Linked DNA regions of Homo sapiens: all the other regions are linked to region 4. A link is a contact called in ENCODE Hi-C or POLR2A ChIA-PET data. All regions are on one chromosome and are shown on one strand. Each heading gives the region's core, a stretch centred on a gene start or an enhancer-like site at or near the end of the contact. The rest is flanking DNA. Distances are from core to core; before and after follow the strand shown. Region 1 holds the start of CCDC47 (coiled-coil domain containing 47). Region 2 holds the start of STRADA (STE20 related adaptor alpha). Region 3 holds the start of PRKCA (protein kinase C alpha). Region 4 holds the start of GNA13 (G protein subunit alpha 13).

What was found. Hi-C counts contacts between places; a loop is a spot of excess contacts on that map. ChIA-PET counts read pairs that join two places held with the same protein, here RNA polymerase II (POLR2A). Pooled maps may share reads with other maps.
Region 1: a loop to region 4 is called in a map of naive thymus-derived CD4-positive, alpha-beta T cell, with 25 times the contacts of the local background. The contact joins the promoter of CCDC47 here to the promoter of GNA13 in region 4. A Hi-C loop is called at or near these places in 1 of 168 maps with a recorded cell type or tissue (naive thymus-derived CD4-positive, alpha-beta T cell) and 7 of 50 pooled maps. POLR2A ChIA-PET finds 5 or more read pairs at or near these places in 1 of 52 experiments (Caco-2).
Region 2: a loop to region 4 is called in a map of B cell, with 9 times the contacts of the local background. The contact joins the promoter of STRADA here to the promoter of GNA13 in region 4. A Hi-C loop is called at or near these places in 1 of 168 maps with a recorded cell type or tissue (B cell), 1 of 37 single-sample maps with no recorded cell type and 1 of 50 pooled maps. POLR2A ChIA-PET finds 5 or more read pairs at or near these places in 2 of 52 experiments (CD8-positive, alpha-beta memory T cell and MCF 10A).
Region 3: a loop to region 4 is called in a map of ascending aorta, with 8 times the contacts of the local background. The contact joins the promoter of PRKCA here to the promoter of GNA13 in region 4. A Hi-C loop is called at or near these places in 2 of 168 maps with a recorded cell type or tissue (ascending aorta and naive thymus-derived CD4-positive, alpha-beta T cell) and 10 of 50 pooled maps. POLR2A ChIA-PET finds 5 or more read pairs at or near these places in 1 of 52 experiments (PC-3).

The regions. Positions count from the first base shown.
Region 1 is chr17:63,771,757-63,774,939 of GRCh38, reverse strand. CCDC47 (coiled-coil domain containing 47) reads left to right here and starts at 1,343. Exons shown (of 13, transcript NM_020198.3): 1 at 1,343-1,528. DDX42 (DEAD-box helicase 42) reads right to left here and starts at 770. Exons shown (of 18, transcript NM_203499.3): 1 at 564-770. RefSeq lists a silencer at 442-731 and enhancers at 862-1,171, 884-1,468.
Region 2 is chr17:63,739,633-63,743,067 of GRCh38, reverse strand. STRADA (STE20 related adaptor alpha) reads left to right here and starts at 1,269. Exons shown (of 13, transcript NM_001003787.4): 1 at 1,269-1,327. RefSeq lists silencers at 987-1,106, 2,610-2,778 and an enhancer at 2,644-3,143.
Region 3 is chr17:66,301,128-66,304,538 of GRCh38, reverse strand. It overlaps PRKCA (protein kinase C alpha), which reads right to left and starts at 1,926. Exons shown (of 17, transcript NM_002737.3): 1 at 1,515-1,926. The coding sequence starts at 1,687. RefSeq lists an enhancer at 631-1,132.
Region 4 is chr17:65,054,965-65,058,201 of GRCh38, reverse strand. It overlaps GNA13 (G protein subunit alpha 13), which reads left to right and starts at 1,462. Exons shown (of 4, transcript NM_006572.6): 1 at 1,462-1,891. The coding sequence starts at 1,609. RefSeq lists silencers at 1,175-1,684, 1,965-2,224.

The DNA of each region.
Region 1 (3,183 bases), core at 94-2,593, 1.3 Mb after region 4:
GATGCATATGTTTGCAATTCCATGTAAATTATTTATTCACATCAGATACGCTCTCAAGTAGGCCGCAAAAAAGTTTGTGTGACTACAGTGATGCTAATAATCGACCTACTCAACGCTGCACAAAGATCATCGCCTATATCTTTTCACTCCTCTCATTTGGCAGCTTTTGCCTCTCAGGACCCCAAATTCGGAGGCCTGCATCTCCCAAGCGCTGCCTCCTTGGGTCAGAATTCTCCCCGCGCTATTCCTGCCCTGGAGCCGGGCACCCTGCAAATCCTTTTCCTAGGCGAGGGGGCGCCGCCTCCGGAAAGCCGCCAACTGGGCCTCGGTAAGACTTGTGAGGGAAGCGGGAGCTGTGGGAGGGCGACGCGGCTAGGAAGGAACCCTAGAGGCCTCAGCCCCCACTCCCACCCCTTCCCGGCACCCCGGCCGCCGGTGCCCCGAGGCTCTGCCGACTCTTTGTTAAGCGAGGCCGCGGTTCCTCCGCCCTCGCTAGGCCCAGCAGTTGCCTCCAGTGCCCCCAAGGACTGGCGGCCTTGCGTCCAGAAACCCCACGCACAAACCTGCTGCTATGGCTGCAGCGGCAGCTGCTACAACCGCGGGCGCGGAGCGAATCCCGGAGCCCAAAGTACGCGCTGTCCCGGCCCGGTCCCGCCGCGCTCCTTCCTCTCCGCCCCCTTCGCCGCCGCCGCCGCCACCACCACCACCGCCGCCGCCACCGCCACCACCGCCACCGCCTCACGGCCCGTTGCTGAAGGGGGGAGGGGAACAAAAACGCGACATGCGCAGTGAGGAACGCGCGGGCAGAAGGGCGGGGCCGGGGCTACGGCTCCCGGAAGGCGCCTGACCTTAAAGCTCCAGAACGCCTCACAGGCTCCTCAGATACTCTGACGGGAAACTGCAGTTGGGTGGACAGTGTTCATGACCCATCTAGAAAGTGGGTCTGCGAATGAAGAAAAAGTGGCGTCAAGGGGCTAGCCAAAAATCCCAAGAGAAAACGGGTTGGACAGAAACCATATTTACATGAACATGCCTATAGTTTAAACTGTTGCATATACTACTAGAGCGACACTCTTGCCTCTGGCCACGTGGTCCCACACAGCATGGCCACCTTTAGCTTCCGGAGCACCGGTTCCGTGTGACGTCAACTTGACGGAATCCTAGGTAGGAGGATTGGGATAGGCGAGGGCAGTTCCGGCCCAGGGGCGGGGATTATGTAATTTTCCCAAAAGCCCCACCTCGCCTCAGCCGGGCGGGAGAGAGGGAGGTCTCGCGCTTTCCCCGGGGTTGCGTCCCGCCCCGCAGGCTGCGCGCAGGCGCTGACGAGCCGCTCGCATTCTACGTAACGGACGGCGGAGGCTACGTGAAGAGAGGCGCGGCGTGACTGAGCTACGGTTCTGGCTGCGTCCTAGAGGCATCCGGGGCAGTAAAACCGCTGCGATCGCGGAGGCGGCGGCCAGGCCGAGAGGCAGGCCGGGCAGGGGTGTCGGACGCAGGGCGCTGGGCCGGGTTTCGGCTTCGGCCACAGGTAAGGAGCGGGCCAGGACGCGCTCGTCGGCGTGGCCGGGCCAGGCCGAGCGGTGACTCCGAGTTGCTTGGCCTGTAGCCCGGTCCGGTTGAGATAATTGTAATGGTTTGGGGGAACTTTCCCACGGAGCTGTGAGCAAATGATAGCCAAAAGGGCAGAGTTAGAGGAAATGTACAGTGTGTGCCGGAGGATGACATTAGGATGTATTGATTCTCTTGGGTGGGGAGAAACTAGGCAAAGGGGTTTAATAGAAGCAAAAACCTCTGTGGCCAGTCTCTTCTGGAGGTTTCTAAAATGAAACGTGTTTGTATCCAACACATATAAAGAGACAGAGGAAAGTCTGCATGATTTCCAGAATACTCGTTTTGGCCGTTGTCAGGAAGACCTAATCTAAAATGACAACAAGGAATGATGGCCTCACTCAGTCCTCTTTCCTCAAGTCTAGACTCAGTCGCTGAGGAACTATTGGATGAGCTTGCAGAAAATAATCAAACCAGACTTGTTAGCGCTTGTGTGAATTTTCCTTGGTCCTGTGTTGCTTGCTTCAGGAGTCATAGAGGCTGGGTGGTCTGGCAAGGACTTGTGCATTTGAGAACTGACAGGTGCAGCGGAGACTTCTAAGAGGGAAAACCAAGGTAAAAATGGCTTGGATGATTGTAACCTAAATAACCTTGAAGGATCTCCATTATAGTGCTGAGTTATCTCAGAAGTGTTTCTATGGTGTGAATATTCTAATTGGAAATTCAATTTGAAATGATCGGATCTTTTGGCAGGCTGTTAATCGAGTTGACTGTTCCGGTGTTAACTTTTAGTTGCTTCTATATGAAAAAAAAGTTTTAAGAGTAGGATTTGAAAAGGAGGCTGGGCGCGGTGGCCCACGTCTGTAATCCCAGCACTTTGGGAGGCCGAGACGGGTGGATCACGAGGTCAGGAGATCGAGACCATCCTGGCTAACACAGTGAAACCCCGTCTCTACTAAAAATACAAAAAATTAGCCCTGCGTGGTGGCGAGCGCCTGTAGTCCCAGCTACTTGGGAGGCTGAGGCAGAAGAATGGCGTGAACCCGGGAGGCGGAGCTTGCAGTGAGCCGAGATCGTGCCACTGCACTCCAGCCTGGGTGACAGAGTCAGACTCCGTCTCAAAAAAAAAAAAAAAAAAAAACCCTTGGTACATATCTCCCGTAATACCCACTGCAGCCCTAAGAGGCAAGTAGCAAATGGTATCCCTTTTTTGTATGTGGAGAACAGGGAATTTTAAGTAATTAGGCTAAGGTCATATTGCTGGTAAATGGTAGAGCTGACATTTTATTTTATTATTTATCTATTTTTTTGAGACAGAGTCTCACCCTGTTGCCCAGGCTGGAGTGCAGTGGCGCAATCTTGGCTCACTACAACCTCCATCTCTCGGGTTCAAGCGATTCTCCTGCCTCAGCGTCCCGAGTAGCTGGGATTACAGGTGCCTGCCACCACGCCCGGCTAATTTTTGTATTTTTAGTAGAGGTGGGGTTTCACTATTTTGGCCAAGCTGGTCTCGAACTCCTGACCTCAAATGATCCACCCACCTCGGCCTCCCAAAGTGCTGAGATTACAGACGTGGACCACCACGCCTGGCCTAGAGCTGACATTTTAAACCAAGTCTAATTTCACCAAAGTATG
Region 2 (3,435 bases), core at 20-2,519, 1.3 Mb after region 4:
AGCAAGACTCCATCTCAAAAAAAAAAAAAAAAAAAATCAAAGTGATGTATGTAAGATCAAATGAGAACTCATGTGCATACAGGTCCCACAGTTTCAGGGGCATATTTCTTTTTTTCTTTTTTTTTTTTTTTTTTTTTGAGACGGAGTCTCGCTCTGTCGCCCAGGCTGGAAGTGCAGTGACGCGATCTCTGCACACTGCAAGCTCCGCCTCCCGGGTTCAGGCCATTCTGCTGCCTCAGCCTCCATAGTAGCTGGGATTACGGGCGCCTGTCACCACGCCCGGCTAATTTTTTTGTACTTTTAGTAGAGACGGGGTTTCGCCGTATTAACCAGGATGGTCTCGATCTCCTGACCTAGTGAACCACCCGCGTCGGCCTCCCAAAGTGCTGGGATTACAGGCGTGAGCCACCGCGCCCGGCCTTCCAGGGGCATATTTCTATAAGTCCCTACTTGGATGTAGCTAAACTCCTCCCCCAGTCTTGGAAGTTAGGACGGTCTAAATCTGTGTCAAAGCTCAGAGCTGGCAAGAGCGAGTGTTCATTACCTGATGGTATATATCCGCGTTTTGGATACCCCCTCCTGCGCACGCGGGGGATAAGTCACTGAAAAACCTAGTCTCACAGGAGTGAGGCTTAGTTCATCGCTTCCTCATTTCTCAAGCTCTGCATAACCTGGCTTGGACAAACCTGATAGGTTTCCACAAACGGCTTCAGCTGTGGATGAGGAAGGCTTCGGGGGAAAAAAAAAGATACTGAGGGGACAAGATCGTTTTCATTAGTTGAGCTATTTTCCTTGTTTTACAAATAGTGGGGAGCAAAGAAAGGATGGGCTTCCCCTTTGCAGCTTGTTGTCTGGTGCCCGAGAGGCCAAAGTGAGGGGCATTTGAGATGTCGTCCAAGAAAAGTGCGAGGCGGGTTTTCCATTAGAAGTCCTACCACATGAAATGAGAAAAACACAATTCTCAGGAACAGCCAAGTTTGCCTTTCTCTGGTCCTTCATTGTTGAAGCCACCTGCTTCCCCCTCCTGCTGCGGGGGCGGAGGCTGTAGGCGGAAGCGCTGCGCGGCGGGAAAGACAACGGGAACTGAGAACCGCTCTCGGCGCGGCGGCGGCTGCTAGGGCCTGCCGCAGCCGCGGCCACTCGGAAAGGGCGGGACTTCCCCGCAGGGCGGGGTGGGGCGGAGCGCTCTATCAGTCCTCCCGGTCGCCCCACTGCGCATGGCACGTTGCGTACTCCCCTCCCAGCAACCGGTCTGGCGGCGGCGCGGCAGTAAAACTGAGGAGGCGGAGCCAAGACGGTCGGGGCTGCTTGCTAACTCCAGGAACAGGTACCTGCCTGGCGGGGTGCCTGGTACGCTGCCGGGGCCAGTCCCTCCTGGCTCTGCCACCGATTCCATCTCCCCAGGCCCGGGCCTTCGTCGGAGCGGCCATCCTGGGCTCACCTCACCCTCCACGGGCCCCCTTTTTAACCCGCGTCCTCGACTCCCGCAATGAGGCGCCGCAGCCCGAGAGCAGAATAGGCTTGGGCCTGGCGGGGAGACGCTGAAGCGGAGTTGCCGGGCGAGAGAGGCGGGCTCCTGCTTTCCCCTTCCTCCCCACCCCCTAGGACTTCCAGGTGGGGAACCTAGGGCTGGGTGCCGGTTTGTCCTGTTCAGGCAGAGTGGCGGCCGACCCCGGTCCTGGGCTCCCCGCTGTCCCCAGCCGCCGCGCACTTTGGGCTGACAGGCAGCGGGTCAAGTCCTCGTAAGGACACAAGATCCAGATGACTCCCAGAATCGGCCTAAACGAAGAGCTCATTGTCTTTTTGTTTTCCAGAAATGTTTTTTGGGTGCCTGCAGGGGATTTGGGCGCCGGAGATGGGGGTTGGGGATAAGGAAGAGAGCTCGAGGGAGGGGCAGTGGGTAGGTAAAATTGTTCATAGTTCTCAGGAAATAGGGAACTAACCTCTCTGCCCAGCCTTCTCCTGTATCCTAACATACTTTAACTTGACTTTCCCGGAGAAAGAGCCGTTGGAATTTGCCCTTTTCTTATTGTAATATCTGTTCAAGTAGAAGCATGTTCCAATACGTATATGCGACGTTAAGACAATTCTTCATTGACACTCATACCTTCCTGAAGACACCCAGGACTGTTTCTTGTCCCTGAGAGTTAAGGAAGAAACCAAATTTGATCACCTGCCAAAAGCCTGTGAATTCAGCCTTTAGTTACAGTGCTGAACTGGTCAAATCTGTCCCCTACTTTTTAATCAGATTTCTTAGAGGTGTTTTGGCTGGAATGCAGTGTTTATAGTTGTGGCCCCAGAAATGGAGGAAGTTTACTCTGGTTTTTAGAGCGCAGGCTTTGGAACAGATTTAATTAGTCCCCTACCACTTATCTGTGTGACTTTGGGCATTTAACCTCCCTGCACACCTGAATTTCCTGATCCGTAAAACAGAGATGATAATACTTGTGAGCTGCTCATGAAGCATTTAGCACAGTGCCTGACACGTAGGAAGTTTGCCATAAATGTTTGCTGGGTTTATTATTTTCTCTCTTTATTTTTATTTTAATTTTTTTGAGATGGAGTTTCGCCCTCGTCCCCCAGGCTGGAATGCAATGGCGCGATCTCCGCTCACTGCAACCTCGGCCTCCTTGGTACAAGCAGTTATCCTGCCTCAGCCTTCCGAGTAGCTGGCATTACAGGCACCCCCCACCACACCTGGTTAATTTTTGTATTTTCAGTAGAGACGGGGTTTCACCATGTTGGTCAGGCCGATCTCTGAGGTCCTGACCTCAGGTGATCCACCAGCCTCGACCTCCCAAAGTGCTGGGATTACAGGCGTGAGCCACCGCGCCCGGCCAATAAAGCTATTTCTATGTCTGTCCACTAGTAATATTGCTTTGTTGTGTGTGTGTGTGTGTGTGTGTGTGTGTGTGTGTGTATATATATATATGTATGTGTATATATATATGTATGTATGTATATATATATATATATATATAGTGTTAAATGTTTCTGATAGGCTGGGTACCGTGGCCCACCTCTGTAATCCCAGCACTTTGAGAGACTGAGGCAGTAGGATTGCTTGAGCTCCGGAGTTTGAAACCAGGAACAGGTACCTGCCTGGCGGGGTGCCTGGTGCACTGCCGGAGCCAGTCACTCCTCGCTCTGCCACCGATTCCATCTCCCCAGGCCCGGGCCTTCGTCGGAGCAGCCGTCCCGGGCCATATAATTATGTACATTATATGTATATACATATAATTATGTACATTATATGTATATACATATAATTATGTACATTATATGTATATATGTACATATATACATAAATATATAATGTATCAATATGTATACATAATATATACACATAAAATTATATATGTATACATATTAATACACTATGTACATATATAATATATACATATATGCATAATATATAATATACACATACATATG
Region 3 (3,411 bases), core at 677-3,176, 1.2 Mb before region 4:
TTCACTCCGTGACTGCCACCCTGTGCAGCTCCCCCTGGCCTAGAAGGAGAGGGAGCTAAGAAGCCCTAGCCATAGCTCTGTCTTGCCCGGAACTTCCTACACCACAAAGAAGAGGTAGAAGAGTCAGGACGTCGGGCAACTTAAAAGAAAAACCAAACTACTGCTGCTCTAACTAGAGGACCTAGAGCTCCTTTAGTTCCAGCTTTCAAAACTTTTGTGTGGTGACGGGGATCTGGGAAGAAGGGTCACACACCTTTTGAGGATCAGATGAAAGCTGTAATTCTCTCACCAGGAAAAAGATTCACAAACACAATTTCCCTCAGTTTTACAGGGTTCAGAGACCCCTGAAGCCCTTCTATGTATCGATTCTCCATAAGCCCCCAGGGACCCTCCGAGTTAAGAATGCCTGAATTCATTGGCGATTACCTGATCTCTGACCTCTGGCCCTTATATTATTTTTCTTAAATAAGGCCTCTGCCCTCATCAACAGGGTTACAGGTCTAATCTCGAGTTGACAGGGTCTGTTTCATTTTTTTTGAGACGGAATCTCGCTCTGTCTCACCCAGGCTGGAGTGCAGTGGCCCGATCTCGGCTCACTGCAGCCTCCGCCTCCCGGGTTCAAGCGAGTCTCCCGTCTCAGCCTCCCGAGTAGCTGGGATTACAGGCGTGTGCCACCACGCCCGGCTAATTTTGTATTTTTAGTAGACGGGGTTTCACCATGTTTGCCAGGCTGGTCTCGAACTACTGACCTTAGGTGATCCGCCTGCCTCGGCCTCCCAAAGTGCTGGGATTACAGGCGTGAGCCACCGCGCCTGGCCGACAGGGTCTATTTTAAATGAGTCCCTCTGCCCTTGTGCCATTTGCCTGCTAGAACTCCCCCTCCCCCACTGCAAGCTTTCAACAGTTTGCTCTCTCTCTCTCTGCTCACTCAGAAAAGTCAGTCTCTCCGTGCCCAGTAGATGCAGCCTACAGTAGGCAGGGGCCCAAGATGCCAGCGCAGTCCAGCCCGATGGGAAGCACAAACACAACCCCCCCACCCCGAACGCGCCCAGCCTGGCTCGCCAGCAACTTGGACCGCGCGCAGTGCAATCGCCGCCGCTCCCCCGTTACTCCGGGGCGCGTTTCTCCGGGAACCTTTGCCCCCTTAGGGCCTCTCCTCCTCCCCTGTCCCCTGGGCTCACACCCCGGCAAGCGGCCGCTCCGCTGGGTGCGTGCGGGTGGGCGCGCCCGGGGAGGTGAGGGGCCCGGCCCGGAGAGGGATCCCCTTCGCCACCGTACGGGGCCAGCCTCCCTCTCGCGCCAGGGGGTGTGTGTGGCGGGACGGCGACGTCCCGGGAGTCCTGCCCGCCGGTGTCAGGGCCGGGCGCGCGTGTCACTCCGGGCGAAGAGTTCGGACTCCCGCCGGTTCCAAGTTATCGGAGTGAGCCAGCCCCGGGGCGGACGCGCCGGAGCGCCGGGTGCCGGGACCCGGAGGCGGGGAGGAGCGGGGCAGGAGTGCCCGGCCCGGCACCTACCAGATGAAGTCGGTGCAGTGGCTGCAGAAGGTGGGCTGCTTGAAGAAGCGCGCGATGAATTTGTGGTCCTTCACCTCGTGCACGTTCTTCTGCCTCAGCGCCCCTTTGCGGGCGAAGCGGTTGGCCACGTCCTGAGACGCCGTGGAGTCGTTGCCCGGGAAAACGTCAGCCATGGTCCCCCCCAACCACCTCTTGCCTCCGCCGGGGAGCTGCGGCCGCGGAGGGCCGGGTGGGCGGGGGCGGCGGGGGAGAGGTGCGGGCTCGGGGCGACCCCGGGCGCGGGGCGCGGGCCGGTGGCCGAGGTCGCGGCGAGGGGGCGCGGCGGGGGCCGGGGAGAGTCGGGCTGGTGCTGCGCGGAGCGGGAGCGGGAGCCGGAGCCGCTGGCTCGCCCGCTGGCCCCAGGCTCACTGACAGCCCGGTGCCCGGCGCTCGCGCTTCCTACTCGCGGCGGCAGAGGCGGCCCGGAGCGGCACCGCCCACCGCGCATGCCCCGAGCGCGAGGCCGCGAGGACGAGCGGCGGGGGCGCGCGGGCCGGGCGCGCGCGGGGGTGCGGCGAGGGTGCGGCGGCGGCGGCGCTGAGCGGACCGGACCGAGTGCGGAGGAGGCAGCGAGTGCCTTGCGGTGCTGGGAACACTGGGCAAGGGGAGGCGGCGGCGGCGGCGGCGGCGGCGGCGGCGGCGGCGGCGGCGGCCGGGGGAGGGCCGGCCCGAGTGGGGATGCGGGGGAGGAGGCCGGGAGTGGCGGGTCCGCGCTCCTCCGCCGCCTTTTTCTTTCCTCCCCTTCCTGCGCCCGGCTCTCCTCCCTCTCGCCCTCCTCCGCCTCAGTTCTCCTCCTCTTCTTCCGCTCTTGCCGCCCGGCCTCCTCCTCTCCCGGTCTTCCTTCTCCCACTCCCGCTCTCTCTCTTGTCGACGGGCTCGGAGTCCTGCGCCACCCGTGCCGGGCCGAGAGGAGCCCGCGTCCGGGAGTGGGCTCCACGCGCAGCCCCTGCCCCGGAGCCTCCCGCCCGGTGCTCACCTCCTAACCCCTCAGCACCCGCAGCAGGGAGCCCCTTCCCCATCCTCAGGACCCCCGGTGTCTCCAGGGCACGACGCCCGTGTTTTAGCTGCCTGTACCAGCTTGAGGTTTCACCTGGCCAAAATGTCACTTTCATCACGTGTGCACTAAAAGACCTAGCCCCTAGACCTTCCTACAGGAGGAAGAGAGCGATTTTTAAATAATTAAGCATTGACCCTTTCCCCTACCTTCTCTTCTTGACCTATACCTTATTTCACCTGCGTGTGGTAGAGACTTTTAATTTGTACGTCGGGCATTTATCACCACGTGGGATGGTTAAAGGACTTGTCTTAGGTATTTATCCCGTTATTCAATGGCCACCAGAGCGACGATGTTGATTATCAGGCTTTCTTGATTTTACAAGTCCAGGACCTTAATTTAGAAATCATTTTGCATCCCAAGCTAATTACTGCAATACTGTCAGGTGCAGAGTGCAGCCAGTACGTTTGTAACTTACCAAGTAAAACTGCCTGTGAAAGAGTAGCGGGCATGGCTATGCAAAGGACGCAGGTGGGGATGCACCAGCTAATCACTCGCTGAATATTTATCAGGTCTGCCTGGAGGCCGCTAAAATACATAAGGGAAATAATCATTTCTCAGCGTTTCATTGGTGTTTTGTTTTATTTGCCAGATTCACGAAATCCCCAAAACGACTTTACGAGCTAAAGAGACCAAGAAAGAGAACACGTTTGATCCTTCAATAAATTTATGTTGAAAAAAAAAACTTTTCTAAAATACTTTCTTAGAGCATGTAACATAGGCCAAGTAGAGCTAATATTGTTTTCTTTGAGATTGCCTAATTGTGATGCTTGATGATAGGAATGTCCTTTATATTTTTAACAA
Region 4 (3,237 bases), core at 213-2,712:
CAAAGCTACGTTGCATTGCCCAAAACAGGGACAGACCAAAGTGGCTTTTTCCACTTGAAACTAAATACTAAGAATGAAGAGGTCGGCTCTCGGGGGTCCCGGTTAAGCAGTTTCTCTGCCAACCCACAGCTGTCACTTGTGGCTTGTCTCCTGGCCTCCTTTCAGGTGTCCTGGCCTGAATCTGCTGTTAGGACAGAAAAAAAGTCCCTGGACGGGTCATATCCTCTGTAATCTGGCAGGAAAGCTAAAATTTGCGTGCTCCCATTCCTCGTTGTGTTTGTGTATCTGCTTCCTTGTTGGGAAGAGCCTACATCACAGTGTCCGGTGTAGGGGATTTTCACCATGACCTCACCCTCCTGCTGCCACTCGCTAATTCCGGCGCGGCCAAGCGTCCCTGAAGTCACATCACAGCCCAGGTGGAATGCACGAGTGAGCCATTAAATGCCCCTGGTAGCACGTCTCAAGTGAACATCAACTCCAGTTCTTTCCCCTCACAGAGAGCCCTGGTAGGGGTCTGAAAATGCCAGAAAGAGCTGGAAGTGGGGGTGGACGACGTCTGGTTACCGTTCTGGGATTCGGAGACTAGAAGGTCAAGGGAGTCACTTTAAGAAAACACACCAGGCCTGGGCCTGGTGGCTCTGTCTGGAATCCCCGCACTGTGGGAGGCCGAGGCTAGAGGATCGCTTGAGCTCAGGAGTTCGAGACCAGCCTGGGCAACATAGGGGGGAGCCCCTGTATCTAAAAATAAATACAAAAAATTTAGCCGGGTATGATGGCACACGCCTGTACTCCCAGCTACTCGGGAGGCTGAGGCGGAAGGATGGCTTGAACCTGGGAGGCGGAGGTTGCAGTGAGTCGAGATCGAGCCAATGCACTCCAGCCTGGGCGACAGGGTGAGACTCCGTCTCAAAAGAGAAAAAATAAAATGAAATAAAGAAAATGCACCAAAGGCCTGCCAGGCTCACGCCGGCTGTTCTGTTCGAATAACTTTCGAGTCCGTGGCCTCGAAATGGGTCGGGTGGGCGGTGACAGCGGGCAGCGGGCGCGCAACGCGGGAGAAAGGGAGGCTAAGTGGGAGCCCAAAGAACCGCGTCCGGGACCTGGTCTCCGGCCTCCCGGCCTTGGGGAAGGAGCCCTTCTGCCCACAAGTGGGCTCAGGCCATGAAAGGGAAACAGAAAGTCGGGCTCCCCAGCCTGGCCCACGTGACCGCGGTTCCTCAGCCCTCCCCGCGCGCCCGGCCGCGGCTGCGGGCGCGGGCACCCGAGCGACACATCGAGCTCGTGACTCGCCGCCCAGGGCGGGAGGCGGAGAAGCGGCCGCGGCGTGCGAGCGCGCCTCCGGGAGGCAGCGGGAGCGCGCACGCTCCGGGGCCACCGCCCCTCCGGGGCCGGGCCCGCCCTCCTTCCCTCCCTCCCTCCCCCGCTGTCCTGGCCCGCCCTGCCCGGCCCGCCCTGCGAGTCAGTTCGCTGGTTCCCTCCCTCCCTGGGCGCGCTCGGGCCGCCGCCGCGCTCCCCGCCCTCGAGCCTCGGTGCCGGAGCCGCCCGCCGCCGGAGGAGGAGGTGGAGGGAGCCGGAGGGGCCCGCCGAGGCGGCGGCGGCGGCGGCAAGATGGCGGACTTCCTGCCGTCGCGGTCCGTGCTGTCCGTGTGCTTCCCCGGCTGCCTGCTGACGAGTGGCGAGGCCGAGCAGCAACGCAAGTCCAAGGAGATCGACAAATGCCTGTCTCGGGAAAAGACCTATGTGAAGCGGCTGGTGAAGATCCTGCTGCTGGGCGCGGGCGAGAGCGGCAAGTCCACCTTCCTGAAGCAGATGCGGATCATCCACGGGCAGGACTTCGACCAGCGCGCGCGCGAGGAGTTCCGCCCCACCATCTACAGCAACGTGATCAAAGGTGCCGGGCCGGGAATGGGGGCCGGGGGTTAAGGGCAGGGGGGCTGGGGCGGCGGCGGGTGCGGGGCGGGGCACCGCCCTGGTCCGCTGTGTCGCTGGCGAAGGAACGGGCCCGGCGGGCGGGCTGGCGGGAAGGGGGCGCGCCCCGGCAACTGGCCCTGCCCGCCCGGGGTGCCCTCGCGCCCCAGGGCGAGAGGATGCTCGGGGTCGCCCTGCTCTCCCGCTTGTCTCCCCGGTGGGCGTCACGGCCATTCCCCCACCCCCCACCGCGTCCTGGTCTCTCCCCCTGCGAGAGGGAAGTGGGGCGAGCTGGGTGCTGCCTCGGGGTGTGGGCAGACCTCTCCTGTCCTCCCCGCTGCGGATGAGGCAGGAACACCAATAGCAGCCCTAGCCGCTTCACCCCCATCCCCTGCTCGGGCGATGTGGGCCGAACCTCGCTACCCTGGCTGGGTGACCCGAGTCACATGGGGTCGCATGCGCTCCCAACTCCCTGCTTCCTTGGCCGTCTCCTAAGCAAGCGAGTTCTGGAACCGTCGCAATAAGGGAACTTTTTGCCCGAGACTTCTTGTCAAGGGCGTAGGGTGACAGCCTCCTTTTGGGCGAGAATATGAAACTTGAGGAGTGTCAGGTTGACTGTACTGGAATCAGGAGAGAGTGGACCCATACAGTTAGCATGAAAATGTAGCATCTGTGCTTTTTCGCCCCAGTGTCACGGTCAGGTAGGATGTTTGCGTGTGATTTCTGTGCAACACGTTCCACTCTCCTTTTCGCTAAGTAACTGGGGGCTGGCAGGAAGGGAGTACCACTGCTTCTATTTAGATGAAATGTAGTAGTAAGAAGACTGGCCTAAAAGTCATGTGGATCCTGTACAGATGGAGACAATGAATGAGTGTTGAGTTAGATAATTGGCTCGGCTCTTTATTGACAGTAGTTTTAAAATTAAACTTTGTTCTTAAGTGAAAAATAAACAAGTTGTTTATTTCTGGGCATTCAAAGAAATCGAAAAGATGGTTTTTATTTTGTCATTTGAAAGATAATTAACACTCGTTTCTGCGTGTCAAGTATGTTCTATAGAAAAGGCATTTTGGCAAAATTTAGGTGCAGCGCCTGGTAACTCAGGTGCATCTGGATTTTATTTTATCTGGGGAGCAGTTTAGGAGTTTGCTACAGATTGCAGGTCTTTTTAAGTGGGATTTTTGTTCAGGAAGTACATAAGGGACTTCTGCATGTCACCCCCCCGCCCCCTCCCCGCCAACCGCCTCCCGAGCTTCCAGCGTTTGGGTAAAGGAAAACTGCCTGAAGAGCCAGGCATTATGGAGTAATGAATTAGAGAGAATCACTAGACCA